2 separate regions of the Homo sapiens genome follow, and region 2 is linked to region 1. A link is a contact called in ENCODE Hi-C or POLR2A ChIA-PET data. All regions are on one chromosome and are shown on one strand. Each heading gives the region's core, a stretch centred on a gene start or an enhancer-like site at or near the end of the contact. The rest is flanking DNA. Distances are from core to core; before and after follow the strand shown. Region 1 holds the start of VRK1 (VRK serine/threonine kinase 1). Region 2 has its middle 47 kb from the start of LINC02304.

Evidence for each region. Hi-C counts contacts between places; a loop is a spot of excess contacts on that map. ChIA-PET counts read pairs that join two places held with the same protein, here RNA polymerase II (POLR2A). Pooled maps may share reads with other maps.
Region 2: a map of PC-3 shows a loop between it and region 1 (6-fold over the local background). The contact joins the enhancer-like site here to the promoter of VRK1 in region 1. A Hi-C loop is called at or near these places in 2 of 168 maps with a recorded cell type or tissue (HCT116 and PC-3), 1 of 37 single-sample maps with no recorded cell type and 2 of 50 pooled maps. POLR2A ChIA-PET finds 5 or more read pairs at or near these places in 2 of 52 experiments (GM12878 and activated naive CD4-positive, alpha-beta T cell).

What each region holds. Positions count from the first base shown.
Region 1 is chr14:96,795,818-96,799,299 of GRCh38, reverse strand. It overlaps VRK1 (VRK serine/threonine kinase 1), which reads right to left and starts at 1,918. Exons shown (of 13, transcript NM_003384.3): 1 at 1,853-1,918. RefSeq lists an enhancer at 1,061-1,592 and silencers at 1,537-1,826, 1,837-2,036.
Region 2 is chr14:97,106,180-97,109,441 of GRCh38, reverse strand. No RefSeq gene overlaps it. Among named protein-coding and RNA genes, the nearest start is that of LINC02304, 47 kb to the left of the region's middle. RefSeq lists an enhancer at 1,521-2,720. Within about 2 kb of position 1,486, at least 3 of the 41 ENCODE cell types and tissues checked have a DNase peak (open chromatin) inside an H3K27ac peak, as active enhancers do; they include HCT116 and PC-3, where a contact is called at or near this core.

The sequences.
Region 1 (3,482 bases), core at 669-3,168:
ATTTTAGGGTCTGTCAACATTTTGAATGCATTACTGTTATTTTTAAAATACACACTTGCATACTGGAATAAAACTTAGCATAAGCTTTCCATATAACCATTTCCTGGGCACTTACTAACTTACTATATGCCAGGCTCTATGCTTAACACATTACTCCATTATCTCATTTGTTTAACAAATATCCTCTCATAATTTTTGCAGCACTGAACATAACAAGAAGACATTGCACTATAAAACTGGTATTTGTACTGGATACCAGAACTAAATTGACAGTAACGCCTAACACAAGTTTATTGTTATTAAATTCAAGTTGTGTTACTGTATTAACACAGAATCTGATCAGCAATGTTGAGATGTAGAGAATACCATCTGTGGTAGCATCAACAGAGAAAGCTATTATTAAGTGACTACTTAAGTTACATTCCCTTCTATAGGTAACAGATGAACATAATCTTATCTACCCAGAAATTTAATTCCAATCACTACATGCCATTTTGAAGAACATAAACGTAACCTACATAAAATGACTATATAAAGAACCCTTGCTTCCTTCTGAAAATGCTTCAAAATTCTAGATTAAATTCTCCCCCAAAGTATCATGCTCAGCATGTCATAAAGAAAGGTGCCTTTATTGTCAACTCTTGAAAATAAATGCTGCCCTACTTTTTTTTACTCTTGAATTTCAGTCTCAACAGATGGGCAATTCCAGTTTAAAAAAAAAGAAGAAGAAAAGAAAAACACACACACAATAATTAATGAAGTTCTTCAACAGTTCCCTAAAACCAACATCCTCCCAATAGCAAATTGTATTTCCAAGTTGTTCCAAGAAAGGGACACAGGAAAGGGAAGGGAAGAGTCTATACAAAGGAAAACAAAAATGAGTGACTTGAAAGAAAGGACATCAGAAAAATGGGTGGCCTCAACAGGAACCTATAGTGTCTGACTCTGCTGCTGTCTGTCGAATTTAATTCTACCACCTAAGAGTTTTGAGACGAGAACCACAATACTATTTCGGTGGTAGGAAAAACTATGCGTTGCCCCTGAATGGAGCTGCAACAGTAAAGGATGCCACCCTGCCAGGTAAGGACAGAATGAGGAGGAACTGTCAAACGGTTATGAAAGTCCCTTGCAAAACACACAAGCGGCTCTAACTGCCTTGCACCAGACAGACCCTCAAGTACAGGATCACGGGGCCTCCCCGCGATGTGACAGGGAAATAACGGGCGGCCTCGCGGTCCCCAGGCCTGGCTGCTATCCTCAGGGGTCGGCCTCCCCTCTCAGGTCTCAAGTCAAAGGTCACATCCTCTGAGATGCCCTCCCGGATCACCTAACCTAAAGAGCCTCGCCCCCATTCCTCTAGCCCGCAACTGCCTGTCCCGTTTCTAAGAAAGCATTTCCGTATCCGCAAAACATCGCAGCTGCGTGTGTTGTTTCCCTTCTACAGAGTGAGCTCTGCGGGGCAGGGGCCTCGCCTGCGCTGTTCACCCGGAGCCCCGCCTGACAGAACCGGCTTCCCGGTGAGGCCCGAGGCGGCGTTTGCGAGCTCGGCCGCGACACCACGCGCGTCCAGAACGTGGAGCTCAGATGGGGGCCGGCCTGGCCAGTCCAGGCATCCCCGGGGGCGCCTGCGGGGCCTGAACGAGACAAGGAAGGAGCGGACGCCCGCGCAGGCGGAAGCCACGCGGCGGAGCGCGGTCCCGCGGGGCGACCGAGGCTGACGGCGACTCCCGCACCCCGGTGGACCCACAGGCCGCCCGGAAGGCCCAGTGCCGGCCCCAGCCCCGGCCGCCCGCCTCCGCGCCCCCGGCTCGGCGCGCGAGTCCTCGAGCCGTGTCGCCTGCGGCCTCCCTACCCTAAGCCGCAGACCCGTCGCGTTCTGCCCAGTACGAACTTCCCGCCGCTTTCGCCGACTCGTAACTCGGCAGCGGCGCCGGCCCCTTCGCACCCTGCAGTATGGAGCCTTCCCATTGGCTCGGAGGCGACGAGGAGGGGCGGGACGAGTGGTAACGCGAGGCGCGGGGCGGAGGCTACGCTAGCCCCGCGCCTCCCCGGGAATGCCGGGAGCTGTGGTCCAGCGCTCCCAAGGCATCCTGGGAGTTGGAGTCTCTTAGCGGCAAAGGGAGATCCCCGTCCTTCTGCTCCCTGGTCTTCTAGGAAATGTGGTTTACAGCCTTGTTCGTAGTAGCTTGATTTATTAAGTGTATTGGCAGAGAGTTGGGTGTAAAATAAGTTTCCTGTTTCTGTTAGGATTAAATGAAATAATCTATAGGCAGTACTTTAAACTTAGTTGGTGCTCAATAAATAGCAGATAGTGTTAGTATTATTCTGCCCACTCATTGATATGTGTCTAAATCCTACCTGTTTTTCGAAGCCTATTTCAAAGCATATCTCAATGTCTACCTAATCATCTATAGTGTTTCATCTGTAATCAACGTATGCCACAGTTTGCATTGTGTTTATTATTTATTTTTATTTATTTATTTTTTTGAGACGGAGTCTCACTCTGTCGCCCAGGCTGGAGTACAGTGGCACAGTCTCGGCTCACTGCAAGCTCCGTCTCCCGGGTTCACGCCATTCTCCTGCCTCAGCCTCCCGAGTAGCTGGGACTACAGGCGCTCGCCATCACGCCCAGCTAATTTTTTTCTGTTTTTAGTAGAGACGGGGTTTCACCGTGTTAGCCAGGATGGTCTCGATCTCCTGACCTTGTGATCCGCCCGCCTTGGCCTCGCCAAGTGCTGGGATTACAGGCGTGAGCCACCGCGCCCGGCCGCATTGTGTTTATTATAATCAGCTAAGTCTCCATCACCCATGAGGCTGAGAGCTTATTGGGCACTGGGTCATTGTTCTAGGTCAAAATCACTGAAGTCACAGGCAGAGGGAGATTAACAATGAAGCCAATGAAGCGTAAGCTTCAGGACCTCACTTGCGCAGGTCCCTCAATGAGTTTACATAGCTTTGGGGGTTTATTTGTCGATTTTACTTTTCTTTTTCTTTTTTTTAAAGATATAGTCTCACTTTGTCACCCAGGCTGCAATGCATTGGCGCGATCTCGGTTCACTGCAGCCACGACCTCCTGGGCTCAAGCAATCCTCCCACCTCAACCCTCCGAGTAGCTGGGATTACACGCACAGGCCACCACTTCTGGCTAATTTTTGTATTTTTTGTAGAGACAGGGTTTGACCATGTTGCCCAGGCTGGTCTTGAACTCCTGAGCTCAAACAATCCACCCCGCCTCAGCCTCCCAAAGTGCTAGAATTACAGGCATGAGCCACCACACCCAGCTGATTTTTCTTAAAGTAGATCCCCCAAAATTATGTGAGCTTCAGTCCCTACAAAACCTGGAATCACTCTGTCCATTAGACAGGGCAATATTGTGCCTGATGTCTTACATTTTCCCCTCCAGATACCCTCATCTGCTCCAAATACTTCTCCTGCCTGCCCTCTGCCCCAGGAGGCTGACCTCTACAAATTACTTCGCGCTC
Region 2 (3,262 bases), core at 237-2,736, 310 kb before region 1:
TTTTACACCGTGGAGAATGTGACTCACTGAGCTCAACTATTGAAGGACATCCCATTCTTGCGGGGACTGGAACAGGGCCTGGCCAGCTCCCCCTTACCTCAAGATGGTGCATGCCTAGCTCGTTCCACAGTTATTCTTTTTTTTTTTTTTTATTTGAGACAGAGTCTCACTGTGTCACCCAGGCTGGAGTGCAGTGGCACGATTTCGTCTCTCAGCAACCTCTGTCTCTCAGGTTCAAGCAATTCTCCTGCCTCAACCTCCCGAGTAGCTGGGACTACAGGCGCCCGCCACCACACCAGCTGATTTTTGTATTTTTAGTAGAGATGGGTTTTCACCATGTTGGCCAGGCTGGTCTCAAACTTCCAAAGTTTGAGATTACAGGTGTTAGCCACTGTGCCTGGCCTCCACAGTTATTCTTGACAACTACAAGCAAGAAATGGAGAAGTGGCTCAGTCCAAGGCCACCCAGAGAACAGCCCCGCACCTGCCTCTCTCCAAAGACCCTTGATCATGCTTTTCTCACTCAAAGCTTTCAACTGCTCTCTCTAACCCAGCTCCAGGCTAATTCCCTTCTTGCCCAGTATTTCTCAAAACAGCGAGACCTTTATTTTATGAACGTCTCGGCCTGCCTGTATAATGCCACACTAACTACTGCTTATAGGACAGTTGTACAGAAAAGATGAGGCAGGCAAAGCAGCTGGCCCCGAGCCTGTGCATAGCAGGTACTCAACAAAGGCAGTCATAGGTGTCTTCACATCACACAGGTGGAAGGCCTGCTCAGCCTGAGCCTTAGAAACTGAAAGCCAGACAGAAGGGAATGGGATTCTCTTTATCTGGCAACACTAGGACAGATATCAAAAAGGCAACATGCTTCTTAACTGCCTTTTATTTTTGAAGTCCCCATTTCAGATACTTTCAAAGTCACTCAGTCAGAAATTATTGCAAGCCTGACTTGTGTGGGCCAGTGCTCCAGCTCCTGAGGGAGAGACATGGAAACCAGGCCCCTGACAAAACCTGCAGGAAACATGGGCCTTCAAGAATAGACTTATGAGAGGATTCGTTTGAACACTGTCAGGTAGGGTCAATCTTTTTAGGCTTCCTGGAGGAGGTGCCTGAGGTAAGTCTCAGGGCCTGAGAGTTCATTGTCAGTGTGAAGACTGAGCTCTCCTGGATCCTCCCAAGCATTTATGGAATGAAGTTCACTTGCATTCCGTACAGAAAGCAAATTATTTGTGAGGTCCCAGGATGGGAGAGGGGGATTTTGATAACCAAGATTTAGCCTTAAATATCTCTTCACTTCCTACAGGGAAGCCTTGCCTAACTCCAACCTCCTGACCCCAACTAGTCAGAAGCCCTGAATTTACGCCCCCATGGCACCCTTCCTTCTCCTCATGGAGCTCATCAGAAATGTGATTGATCATCTGTGTGGTCCTTGCCTCAATGTCTGTTCTCCCCGACGGAGTGAGATGACTACAAGGTACAGATATTCCTGACTCCCATCTCCCTGTTCTAGCTGATCCTGGTACAGTGACTCACACAGGATAGATTCTTAAAAAAATGTTTGCTAAGTCGATAAAATCCTCCAAGGTCTTTCTTCTTTTTTAACTTTCATTTTAGGTTTGGAGGTACATGTGAAGGTTTGTTATATAGGTAAACTCATGTCACAGGGCTTGTTGTACAGATTATTTCATCATCCAAGTATTAAGCCTGGTACCCAATAGTTATTTTTTTCTGCTCCTCTCCCTCCTCCCTCACTCCACCCTCAAGTATACCCGAGTGTCTGTTGTTCCCTTCTTTCTGTTCATGAGTTCTCATCATTTAGCTCCCACGTGTAAGTGAGAACATGCTGTATTCGGTTTTCTGTTCCTGTGTTAGTTTGCTAAGAATAATGACCTCCAACTTCATCCATGTTCCCACAAAAGACATGAACTTGTTCTTTTTATGGCTGCATAGTATTCCGTGGTGTATATGTACCACATTTTCTTTATCCAGTCTGCCACTGATGAGCATTTAGGTTGATTCCATGTCTTTGCCATTGAGAACGGTGCTGCAGTGAACGTTTGCGTGCGAAGTGCGGTCACTTAACCAGCAGCATGGATGCCATCTGGAGCTCGTAAGACATGTGTCATCTCAGGTCCCACCCAGAGCTGCTGAATCAGAGCTGGGATTTTAACAAGCTTCCGGGTGATTCACGCACATTGACATTTGAAGAAGTCCCAAGGCCCAAAGACACATCTGAAACTTAGAGAGGGGTGGGGAAATAGCAGTGGAAAGGTAAGAGTTGGATGGAACTACAGACCTTTAGCAGTCTGCCCAAATGCCCTCCACTGACTCTCCTTCCATCCCTCATCCTTCGTTTCTTTGGATCTTAAGCACCTCCTCCAGGAAGCCCTCCCCAAGTCCCACTGGATTGAGTTAGAGGTCTCACCGGCATGCACCCTCCACACTACAGTTTTATTTTAAATTCCACCCTCCCCCCACCCACCCCCAACCTCCGCCTTGGTGATCTATCTCCCCCAGAGGCTTTGGAGCAAAGGACAGAAATTTGTTTTGAAAACTTCGTGTCCCTAGTGGCTAAAAGAGTCACTGGAAGCAGGTAGGTGCTCAGTAAATAATTACTGAGTGACCAATTGACCCTTAAACTTCAGTCTTCTGACTACAGCCACGCCCTTTCCACCTCCCCTGCGGGCGTCTCAAGCCGAGGACAGGCTGGGGTCCTACCCACCGGCACTTCATCTGTGCAGGGATACTCAGAGGAGGCACGTGGGTTTATTTAAAAGCGGATGTTCCCGAAGGGAGAGGTGGTATTTCTTGGTGTTGAGTGAAGTATGAAGAAAAGGAAAGGGTGCATGGCTACGTGGCGAGAAGCTATGAAGTTCAACTGTAAGACATCTGTTTACCCAGGAAGGGTAAACAGAGCTCTGAAAGAAAACACTGAAAATCACTCCGCCGTGGAATGGGCTTTCCTGCCAGGTGCAGGCCACTCAAGCAGCTGCAGAAGAATCAACAGGCAGGGACTCCAGCATCCACCCACAGAGTCAGGGAGGGCCCCTCCAAGGTTCTTTCCAATTCAGTTTCAAGATCTAGGCCAAGAGTCTGCAACTTGTCTTCGAAATGGGCAAGGAGGTAAAAATGTGGGGCTTGCGGTTGACGCTGTCTTTGTTGCAACTACTCCACTCTGCCACTGTGGCTGGGAGGCAGCCTTAGATAAGATGCAAACCCATGGGCATGGCTGAGTCCCAGGGAAATGCTAATGACAAAAG